2 separate regions of the Homo sapiens genome follow, and region 2 is linked to region 1. Evidence: read pairs that join two places in POLR2A ChIA-PET (ENCODE). Cell type or tissue: HepG2. All regions are shown on one strand. Links, peaks and the distances in the headings refer to the core of each region. The heading gives the core; the rest is flanking DNA. Region 1 overlaps YIPF4 (Yip1 domain family member 4). Region 2 has its middle 9.7 kb from the start of DPY30.

Region 1 (2,500 bases), core at 1-2,500:
ACATTGTTTTTACTTAGGAAATGACAAGAATATTTTATATATAGTATAGTAAGGAAGAATTAACCTAAAATTCATGTTTTACTATCTGGACGTCTATCCAAGAGCTGACAACCAAGCTAGCTTGTTCTTACTCTGGTTTAAATTAAATCAGCCATGCTCCTGGAGTAATTTTTAATTGTTTTTCTTGCTCTCTGACATCATTCTCCACTTGTTAACTTGATAACATGTTAAACTACTACTAATTTTTTGGACTTTCCTGTTCTTTCTCACTGACAGTTATGTCTTGGGGGTCCTGGGGGAGGTGTCAAACTGCTATTGTTGGCATTCCTACATATGTCCTTGATATTTTTTCTACTTTACATGGAACAGAAAGTACTAGAAAATTTGTAAGCTGAAGATGCCTTTTTGAGGTTCTTGCATCTGCGCTATGACAAACTGCTAAACATGTACAGTTCTTGAGCACAACATTCCTTAGCACTATAATTTATATATCCTTTTTTGGTTTAGATTAAGGACTTTAAGTACAGTCCTTTCTAGAAACCAGGAAACAGTTGTTAAGGTCCTTTCCAGCCTCATAACTGCAAAACCTCTAATGTCACTGCTGTACTAATGATTTCTGGATGTAAATCTTCTTCTTGTTAAGAAAAAACACTCTTGGCCTGGCGCGGTGGCTCACACCTGTAATCCCAGCACTTGGGGAAGGCCAGGGTGGGCAGATTATCTGAGGTCAGGAGTTCGAGACCAGCCTGGCCAACATGGCAAAACCCCATCTCTACTAAAAATACAAAAATTAGCCAGGCATGCTGGTACACGCCAGTAATCTCAGCTACTCAGGAGGCCGAGGCAGGAGAATTACTTGAACCCAGGAGGTGGAGGTTGCAGTGAGCCGAGATTGCCCCACTGCACTCCAGCCTGGGAGACAGAGCAATAAATAAATAAATAAATAAAAATTAGCCGGGCATGGTTGTGTGCACCTGTAATCCCAACTCAGGAGGCTGGGGCAGGAGAATGGCTTGAACCTAGGAGACAGAGGTTGCGGTGAGCCGAGATGACACCACTGCACTCCAGCCTGACAACAGAGTGAGGCTCTGATACAAAAAAAAGAAGAAATAACACTCTTTGTATCTATTAGAAATAGACTTTTAAATTCCACCTCTCTCATTTCAACTTAGACAAAGAAGTAGCAAGCACTTATAAGAGAGTATTTTCACTATGCAATTATATGATAACATGTACAGGGATTATTTTTGAACTTTAAGTGGTGAATTCAAATCTGGTTATATTTTATCTCTGAGTGAGCGCCTTTATAAAAACTTTTTAGAATTATATAATGTTTAACCTGGAAAGAACTTTGAATAGGAAACTAGGGCCCGGAAAACATGAATGATTTGCTGTATCAGTTAGTAGCTAAGCTGGGACTTAGCTTCAGAATGTAAACATTTGTCAAACTTAATTGCAGGAGTTGTCATAAGCCGACCAGGATGTGACTCATAGAGTATTGTGCAAATTAAGCTCTTTGTACTGTATATGAAAAATGGTTTTTTGTTTTTTAAGGAAGCTAACTTTGGTATTGGTTGGACATGATCTCCAGAGAGGTATCTATCTGTGTTAGAGTGTTCTGGTTTGGTGTTTCCAAAAGTATTTTTCTGAAATAATACTATAATCATGTGACTTGCACTGACAGTATTGATGGTTGTTTATTAATGTATATTATCTGGTCCTACAAATGTGCTTTTTCTTTTTAATCCCTATGTGACCTCAGGCAAATCCTTAACTATTTCCATTTTTTAACTAGCAAAGATGGCATTAGTACTACCATGATTATCTGTAACCCCTGAGATACTGTGCAGACTCTACATGGAATTTATTTTTTAATGTGGATAACTGAATCTCTTCACCTCTTGTTAGAGCCGACCTAAAAAATAAAAACAAAAAGAAAACATAGCCTTTATTTATTTTTGCCAAAACTGAAGATGAATGATGTAATTATGTGAAGAAAAGGGAAGTTTTGGCTGAAATAACAGGGGACTCTTACTCATCAGACTTATCAAGAATTAAGCATTAATATATGAAACACTTAGCATAGATATGTGATGATTTAAATGAAAGAATATATGAATAAATAAATACATGAAAAGGTAGAGAAAAATTATCTACGAATTTCCTTTAGTAAATAAATTGTCTAATAGTTTGTATATATACATATGTAATGCCTCTGAAAAGAATTTATTCAGTTACTTTGTTCTGAGGCACATGATATGTGTAAGAATGAAGGAATCCAAAATGATGTCATGTAATGTATTTTGCATATATTTTCCATGGAAATTTTAAGGAATTACTGTTGTTAAGTCTAGATTCTGGTACCAGTCTGGCTAATTAGCTGTGAAACCTTTTGTACGTTTTTTCACTTCTTTCATCTTTCATTTTATTCTTATAAAATAAATGATGGTTTTTAGATGTCTGTCAACTATAAAATTTGAAGATTATATGCAATAGCAGA
Region 2 (9,050 bases), core at 2,695-5,194, 240 kb before region 1:
CTCGAGCCTGGGGGACAGAGGGAGACTCCGTCTTAAATAAATAAATAATAAAACCTGGTTCCTTGTTTGCCATGTGGGATTAGGCAAATCTTTTAACTCCTCTGAGCTTCAGGGTTTTTGTTGTTGTTGTTGTTTGTTTTTGAAACGGAGTCTCACTCAGTCACCCAGGCTGGAGTGCAGTGGCGTGATCTCGGCTCACTGCAATCTCCACCTCCCGGGTTCAAGCAATTCTCCTGTCTCAGCTTCCCAAGTAGCTGGGACTACAGGCACACACCACTGCAACCGGCTTATTTTTGTATTTTTAGTAGAGACAGGGTTCCACCATATTAATCAGGCTAATCTCAAACTCCTGACCTCAGGTGATCCACCTGCCTCGGCCTCCCAAAGTGCTGGCATTAAAGACATGAGCCACTGTGCCCAGCCAAGCTTCAGGGTTTTTTTGCATGTAAAATTGGGATAATTTTTACTTCATAAGGAGGATCAAATGAAATAAGATAGAGGAAACTGAGCCAAGCACAGTGGCTCACGCCTGTAATCCCAGCACTTTGGGAGGCCGAGGCAGGTGGATTGCTCGACTTCAGGAGTTCAAGACCAGCCTGGGCAACATGGGAAAAACCCATCTCTACTAAAAATATGAAAAATTGGGCGGACATAGTAGTGCACGATTGTAGTCCCAGCTACTCAGGGGCGGAAGCGAGAGGATCGCTTGGAAGAGTCTAGGCTGTCCTGATCACACCACTGTACTCTAGCCTGGGCAACACAGCAAGACCCTGTCTTGAAAAAAAAAAAAAAGATGAAACTGCTTTGTAAACTGAAGTTACACAAATGTAATTGAAATTCATTTTGTCTTATCTACATTACTTATCAAGCCACTTCATTAGCTTTTTAATTTTATTCATTTATTTATTTATTTTTGAGACAGGATCTCACTCTGTTGCCCAAGCTGGAATACAGTTTTGCAAACTTGGCTCACTGCAACCTTCACCTTCCAGGTTCAATCGATTCTCCTTCCTCAGCCTCTCAAGTAGCTGGGACTACAGGCGCATGCCACCACACCCAGCTGATTTTTGTATTTTTAGTAGAGAGGGGGTTTTCCCATGTTGGCCGGACTGATCTCAAACTCCTGGCCTCAAGCGATTTACCCACCTCGGCCTCCCAAAGTGCTGGGATTACAGCACTTTGTAAGCCACCATGCCCGGCCCTTCATTAGCTTTTTACTTTGTTGTTTTAAAATAATTTGCAGGAAAGAAATTATTCAGAAAAATTAAGAACTTGATCCAGCACCCACCCACACCCACCTACCCCACCCCACCCCCCAACACTCACATACAAAAATGTATTTGCAAATAAATACATAGAATTTACTGAGTGTAAATGGGCCCTCTGAGTACAATGTGTGGGGAGGGACACCCAACCACCTCTCAAGAAGACCTAGAAATATATGTTCCAGGTTAGGTAAGTCACTTTCCAGAGAAATAAGAGAAATATCTCTTTGTGGCTAATATTGGAAGGCAACCACTCTACCTGTAGCTCCCTTGTCTCTACTACCAAACAACATGCCCAAGCAATCTTACCACCCATCTCAGAAATTTTGGTATATATGGCCGGGCGCGGTGGCTCATGCCTGTAATCCCAGCACTCTGGGAGGCGGAGGTGGGCGGATCACGAGATCAGGAGATCAAGACCATCTTGGCTAACATGGTGAAACCCGTTTCTATTAAAAATACAAAAAAAAAGTAGCCACGCGTGGTGGCGGGCACCTGTAGTCCCAGCTACTCAGGAGGCTGAGGCAGGAGAATGGCGTGAACCTGGGAGGCAGAGCTTGCAGTGAGTGAGATGGTGCCACTGCACTCCAGCCTGGGTGACAGAGCAAGACTCCATCTCAAAAAAATTAAATAAATAAATTTTGGTATATCAAGGAACATACCAAATGGGTTTTTGAAAGGCATGAATATAGTGTGTTCCTTTGATTTTTATGATACACAAGTGATCTCAACGATAAGAATAATAAAACTGGACGCGGTGGCTCACACCTGTAATCCCATCTCTCTGGGAGGCCGAGGTGGGTGGATCACTTGAGGTCAGGAGTTCCAGACCAGCGTGGCCAACATGGTGAAACCCTGTCTCTACTAAAAATACAAAAAAAAAATTGGCTGGGTGTGGCTGCACACACCTGTAATACCAGTTGCTAAGGAGGCTGAGGCAGGAGAATGACTTGAACCCGGGAGGTGGAGGTTGCAGTGAGCCGAGATTGCGCCACTGCATTCCAGTCTGGGCAACAGAGCAAGACTACATCTCAAGGAAAAAAAAAAAAAGAGAGAGGATAATAAGAATTAATGAAAAGGCAACCTTACTGACATTTCAAATCCTTAAATTGCCAATTGTTTCTGCCACTTCTTGTATGAGGCTATATTTAGATTTTTTCCTAAAACGTCCTAATTTTCAGTCTTAATTTTTTAAATGTTTTTTCTATCTTTTTAGAGATGGGTTCTCCATACGATGTCCAGGCTGCAGTGCAATGACTATTCACAGGAGCAATCTTAGAACACTGCAACCTCCAACTCCTGGCCTCAAGATATTCTCCTGCCTCAGTTTCCCAAATAGCTGGGACTATAGGTGCATGCCACAGTGGCGGTGATTTTCAGTTTTTAAATGTGTTGATTTTATGCTTTCCTTTTCAATCCAAATTATTATCACTTAAATTAATGTTCATAAATAGGTCATGGGTTATTAAGTGATAGGCAAAATACATAACTTTGATATCTCTTAATTTTAGGTTGCCCAAAGCCATTCCATATTAATTTAAATTGAAACCATTTCCCTTTTAAAAGACAAAGTCAGAGGCCAGGAACAGTGGTTCATGCCTCTGTAACCCTAGCACTTTGGGAGGCCAAGGTGGGAGAATTGCTTAAGCCCAATAGTTAGAGACCAGCCTGAGCACTATAGTGAGATCCCATGTCTTTAAAAAAAAAAAAAAAAAAAAAGACAAAGTCAGACAGTAAAATGGAGATTAATAGTGATGCCACCTGACCGGGCATGGTGGCTCATGCCTGTAATCCCAGCACTTTGGGAGGCTGAGGTGGGCGGATCACTGGAGGTCAGCAGTTCGAGAGGAGCCTGGCCAACATGGTGAAACCCCGTCTCTACTTAAGCTACAAAAATTAGTTGGGCGTGGTGGCACACGCCTGTAATCCCAGCTACTCGGGAGGCTGAGGCAGGAGAATCGCTAGAACCCAGGAGGTAGAGGTTGCAGTGAGCCAAGATTGCACCACTGCACTCTAGCCTGGGCAACAGAGCAAAAACTCTATCTCAAAAAAATTTTTTTTAATGTTCTGCCATCCAATGTTAACACAAGACTGTTGTTTAAAATGTGCTCCCCTATAAGACTGAGTCCAGTGGCTCCTGCCTGTAATCCCAGCACTTTGAGAGGCCGAGGTGGGCAGGTCGCTTGAGGCCAGGAGCTCAAGACCAGCCTGGGCAACATGGCCCAGGAGTCGGAGACCAGCACGGGCCACAAAATGAGACTCCTTCTATACAAAAAATATAAAAAGTTATCTGGGCATGCTGGCACGGTCCTGTAGTGCTAGCTACTCGGGAGGCTGAGGTGGGAGGGTCACTTGAGCCCTGGGAGGTCAAGCCTGCAGTGAGCTGTCCTCACGCCACTGCACTCCAACCCGGGTGACAGAGTGAGACCCTGTCTCAAAAAAAAAAAAAAAAATGCCGGGCATTGTGGCTCATGCTGTAATCCTAGCACTTTGGGAGGCCGAGGCGGGCAGATCACATGAGGTCAGGAGTCTTGAGACCAGCCTGGTCAACATGGTGAAACCCCGTCTCTACTAAAAATACAAAAATTAGCCGACCATGGTGGCATGAGCCTGTAGTCTTTGCTACTCGGGAGGCTGAGGCAGGAGAATCGCTTGAGCCCAGGAGCCGAGATCGCACCACTGCACGCCAGCCTGGGTGACAAGGCAAGACTCTCAAAAAATAAATAAACAAATAAAAATAAAATAAAAATAAATAAATACTTGATATTTATAATATCTATAATATATCTTGATATCTATAATATCTCAATTGCCCAGATTTGATCATTACACAGTGTACGCAAGTAAAGTATCAAAATATCACATATACCCCTCAGATATGTACAATATTATATATCAGTCAACAAATGGGATGAACTAAAATGAAATTTATTATTATTATTTTTAGAGATGGAGGAGTCTCGCTCTGTTGCCCAGGCTGGAGTGCAGTGGCGCCATCTTGGCTAACTGCAACTTCCACTTCCCGGGTTCAAGCAATTCTCCTGCCTCAACCTCCCGAGTAGCTGGGACTACAGGCGCACGCCACCACGCCCGGCTAATTTTGTATTTTAGTAGAGACGGGGTTTTCACCATGTTGCCCAGGCTGGTCTTGAACTCCTGAGCTCGGGCAATCCGCCTGCCTCAGCCTCCCAAAGTGCTGGGATTACAGGCATGAGCCACCACACCCAGCCTATTATTTTTACTCGTTCTTCACAATCTGTTCCCAGAAATTTTCACTTTGACACAATAATTCTACTTCTAGAATTTTATCCTATGCAAATATGCAAAGATATAAATATATTTATTATACCTTTGCGAATATGCAAAGATATAAATATATTTATTATACCTTTGCGAATATGCAAAGATATAAATACATTTGTTATACCATAGTTTTTATTTATATTTATGTATTTATTTATTTGAGAGGGAGTCTCGCTTTGTCGCTCAGGCTGGAGTGTAGTGGCACGATCTATGCCCATTGCAACCTCCATCTTCCAGGTTCAAGCAATTCTCTCGCCTCAGCCTCCCAAGTAGCTGGGATTACAGGTGCATTCCACTACACCAGGCTAATTCTGTATTTTTAGTGGAGACGGAGTTTCTCCATGTTGGTCAGGCTGGTCAGAAACTCCCGACCTCAGGTGATCCGTCCGCCTCTGCCTCCCAAAGTGCTGGGATTACAGGCGTAAGCCACCGAGCCCAGCCAAATAGGTAGAGTTTTTAATTATAAGTAACACATAAATCAATGAGAAGAATATTTATGTGAGTAATGGATCTAATTCATTGTATAATAGTATTAAAAAAATATCTGGGCCGGGCGCGGTGGCTCATGCCTGTAATCCCAGCACTTTGGGAGGCCAAGGCAGGCACATCAAGAGGTCAGGAAATCGAGACCGTCCTGGCTAACACGGTGAAACCCCGTCTCTACTAAAAATACAAAAAATTAGGTGGGCGTGGTGGGGGGCGCCTGTAGTCCCAGCTACTGCGGAGGCTGAGGCAGGAGAATGCCGTGAAGCCGGGAAGCGGAGCTTGCAGTGAGCCGAGATAGCGCCGCTGCACTCCAGCCTGAGCGACAGGGCAAGGCTCCGTCTCAAAAAAAAAAAAAAAAAAAAAAAAAAAATCTGTGCCGGGCGCGGTGGCTCATGCCTGTAATCCCAGCACTTTGGGAGGCTGAGGTGGGCAGATCACGAGGTCAGGAGTTCGAGACCTGCCTGACTAACATGGTGAACCCCCTTCCCCGACCACCCTCCCCCTGCCCCCGCTCTACTGAAAATACAAAAAATTAGCTGGGTGTGGTGGCCGGCGCCTGTAATCCCAGCTACTCGTGAGGCTGAGGCAGGATAATCGCTTGAACCCGGAAGGCGGAGGTTGCAGTGAGCCAAGATCGCACCACTGCACTCCAGCCTGGGCAACACAGTGAGACTCCGTCTCAAAAAAAAAAAAAAAAAATCTGAGTTCAGCCTTTCTTCTTTCACTAAAGCATTTAGTAAGCATCTATTATTTGTTGAGATCTCATGGAGAGTGTGCAGAGAAGAGTTAACACAGCAAGTCTAAGACTGCTATCCTTGGAAAGGCCTGCTTGCAAAATTGGACCTTGGCTGCTAGTGTCTGAGAACTTTTTTTTTTTTTTTTGAGATGGAGTCTTGCTCTGTTGCCCAGGCTGGAGTGCAATGGCGCAATCGCAGCTCACTGCAAGCTCCCCCTCCTGGGTTCACGCCATTCTCCTGCCTCAGCCTCACGAGTAGCCGGGACTACAGGCGCCCGCCACCACGCCCAGCTATTTTTTTTTTTTTTTTTTTTTTTTTTTTTGTATTTTTAGTAGAGACGGGGTTTCACCGTGTTAGCCAGGATGGTCTTAATCTCCTGACCTCATGACCCACCTGCCTCAGCCTCCCAAAGTGCTGGGATTACAGGCATGAGCCACCGCGCCCGGCCTGAGAACTTAAATAATAGTTTCCCAGCACTTTGGGAGGCTGAGGCGGGTGGATCATGAGGTCAGGAGTTCAAGACCAGCCTGGCCAAGATGGTGAAACCCCATCTGTACTAAAAATACAAAAAAATTAGCCGGGCGTGGTGGCAGGCTCCTGTAACCCCAGCCACTCAGGAGGCTGAGGCAGGAGAATGGCTTGAACCCGGAAGGTGGAAATTGCAGTGAGTCAAGATCGTGCCACTGCACTCCAGCTGGGGTGACAGAGTGAGACTCATCTCAAAAATAATAATAACAGTAATAGTTTCCTACAGTGATAGAAAACTTTTCCTCCTTTTATTTATTTATTTATTTATTTATTTTTTGAGACAGTGTCTAACTCCTTTGCCCAGGTTGGAGTGAACTGGCATGATCTAGGCTCACTGCAGCCTCCACCTCCTGGGCTCAATCGATCCTCCCACCTCAGCCTCTCCAGCACCTGGGACTACACGCATGCCCCACAACACCTGGCTAATTTTTCTATCTTTTGTAGAGATGTGGTTTTACCATGTTGCCCAGGCTGGTCTCAAACTCCTGGAATCAAGCGATCCACCCACCTCAGCCTCTCAAAATTCTGGGATTACAGGTATAAGCCAAGGCGCCCGGCCAAAACTTTTCCTGAATAAGAGTAGCTCACTGTACCTAAGCTGTACAAACAATATGGTGTATGTTAAGCACCCACCTTCCTTCTAGGAGTCTGGAATTTTGATAGGTGTTAGGCAGAGGGTGCCGATATGACTAGTCCCAACAAAAAGCCCAAGCACTGAGTTTCTGATGAGTGTTTCTGGTAGACCGCATTTTACCCACGTCCTCTGAACCTGTTGCTGGAGGAATTAAGCATATCCTTTGTTGACACTACTGGGAGGACTCTTGGAACCTTGTTTGCACCTGGTTTCCTCCAGACTTTGTCCCATGCACCTTTCCTTTTGCTGATTTTGCTTTTCAGGAGTTTGAGGCCAGCCTGACCAACATGCTGAAACCCTGTCTCTACTGAAAATACAAAAATTAGCCGGGCATGGTGATGCGGGCCTGTAGTTCCAGCTACTTGGGAGGCTAAGGCAGGAGGATGGCTTGAACCTGGGAGGCGGACGTTGCAGTGAGCCAAGATCGCGCCGTTACACTCCAGCCTGGGTGACAGAGCGAAGCTCTGTTTCAAAAAATAAATAAATACATTGAGTCCTGTGAGTACTCCTAGTGAAGTGAATCACCTAAGTGGAGGTGATGTTGAGGATCTTAAACAGTTGGGAAGTTTAGAGTAAATATAAATTGCAGTCCCTGCCCTCATAAACTTGTATTCTAGGTCAGCTACATCAGACATATACATGTGATACATTTAAATAACAATACAAGATAGTAAGTGATTAAAGGTTAAGATGAATGACCCTAAAGTCTGAAGAAGTTCAGGCTGAGCATAGTGGCTCACACCCGTAATCTCAGCATTTTGGGAGGCTGAGGCAGGAGGATCACTTGAACTTAGGAGCTCTAGACCAGCCTCAGTAACGTCATGAGACCTCATCTCTACCAAAAAAAAAAAAAAAAAAAAAGGTAGCCAGGCGTGGTGGTGAGTGCCTGTAGCCCCAGCTACTCAGGAGGCTGAGGTGACAGGATCACTTGAACCCGGGAGGTAGACGCTGCAGTGAGTTGTGATTGTGCTACTGCGCTCCAGCCTGGATGACAGAGTGAGAGAGATCCTGTCTAAATTTTTTTTTTTTTTTTGAGAGACAGTCTCGCTCTGTCGCCAGGCTGGAGTACAGTGGCACGATCTCGGCTCACTGCAACCTCTGCCTCCTGGGTTCAAGCCATTCTTCTGCCTCAGCCTCCCAAGTAGTAGGTATCTTTTGAACAGTATTGAACCAACAATAAATTTTTAAGCAAAGCCTCAAAGGAAAAATCCTGTATGGGAGGGCTGGGGAACATGATACAAATGGAAACATTAATGAAGAGAGTAAGTGGAGAAACGGGTATCTGACAAGACAGAGGGTCTCAGAATAAGAGTCTTTCCCAAAACACTGCAGTTGCTAGCAACTACCTTTGAAAACAGACAACTCCTTTTATGTGTCCCAGCATTTACCTGGTGCTAACATTTACTCTGCTTTTCATGCGTGCTGGAGTCCAGTATAGATTTTTTTTTTTTTTTTTGGAGATGGAGTTTCACGTTTGTTGCCCAGGCTGGAGTGCAATGGCACAACCCCGGCTCACCGCAACCTCCGCCTCCCGGGTTCAAGTGATTCTCCTGCCTCAGCCTCCCGAGTAGCTGGGATTACAGGCATGCGCCACCATGCCCGGCTAATTTTGTATTTTTAGTAGAGATGGGGTTTCTCCATGTTGGTCAGGCTGGTCTCCAACTCTCGACCTCAGGTGATCCACCCACCTCGGCCTCCCAAAGTGCTGAGATTACAGGTGTGAGCCACCTCGCCCGGCCCACTATAGATTTTCATGCGTCCTGGAGTCCACTATAAATATAGATATATAAGATTATATTTATATACCTAAATATTTTATTTAGAAGGCCAACTGAATACACCCTCTGGTAATCTAGATTGCCATTCTAGGGTATTCATTTAAAGTTTCATACTAACTGACTCTGCTGTGTTTCCTTGGCATTATAGCTAATCAAATTGAGCAGGTCAGGTAACAGTTTATACTTACACCTACTATTTCAAAACCATGAGCTCATTCACATTTTCACTGAAGTAACAAATCCTCCATAAACTAGAAAATCTCAAACTGGTGACTGGGAGTTTTGGTTTTGTTTTTTTGTTGTTTTATTTTATTTTATT

The links. ChIA-PET counts read pairs that join two places held together with the same protein. Peaks named below come from ENCODE experiments on the same cell type or tissue, not always from the same donor. Only the 100,000 strongest peaks of a DNase experiment are listed, where the experiment ranks them.
Region 2: POLR2A ChIA-PET joins it to region 1 with 5 read pairs; 5 of 35 experiments call an interaction of 5 or more read pairs at or near these places.

The regions. Positions count from the first base shown.
Region 1 is chr2:32,287,871-32,290,370 of GRCh38, forward strand. All of the region lies in intron 1 of YIPF4 (Yip1 domain family member 4), which reads left to right. Among named protein-coding and RNA genes, the nearest start is that of YIPF4, 11 kb to the left of the region's middle. In HepG2, for the core only: no CTCF peak of the experiment used is centred there; a DNase peak (open chromatin) is centred at 1,471.
Region 2 is chr2:32,044,931-32,053,980 of GRCh38, forward strand. No RefSeq gene overlaps it. Among named protein-coding and RNA genes, the nearest start is that of DPY30, 9.7 kb to the left of the region's middle. In HepG2, for the core only: no CTCF peak of the experiment used is centred there; no DNase peak of the experiment used is centred there; H3K4me3 peaks cover 377 bases.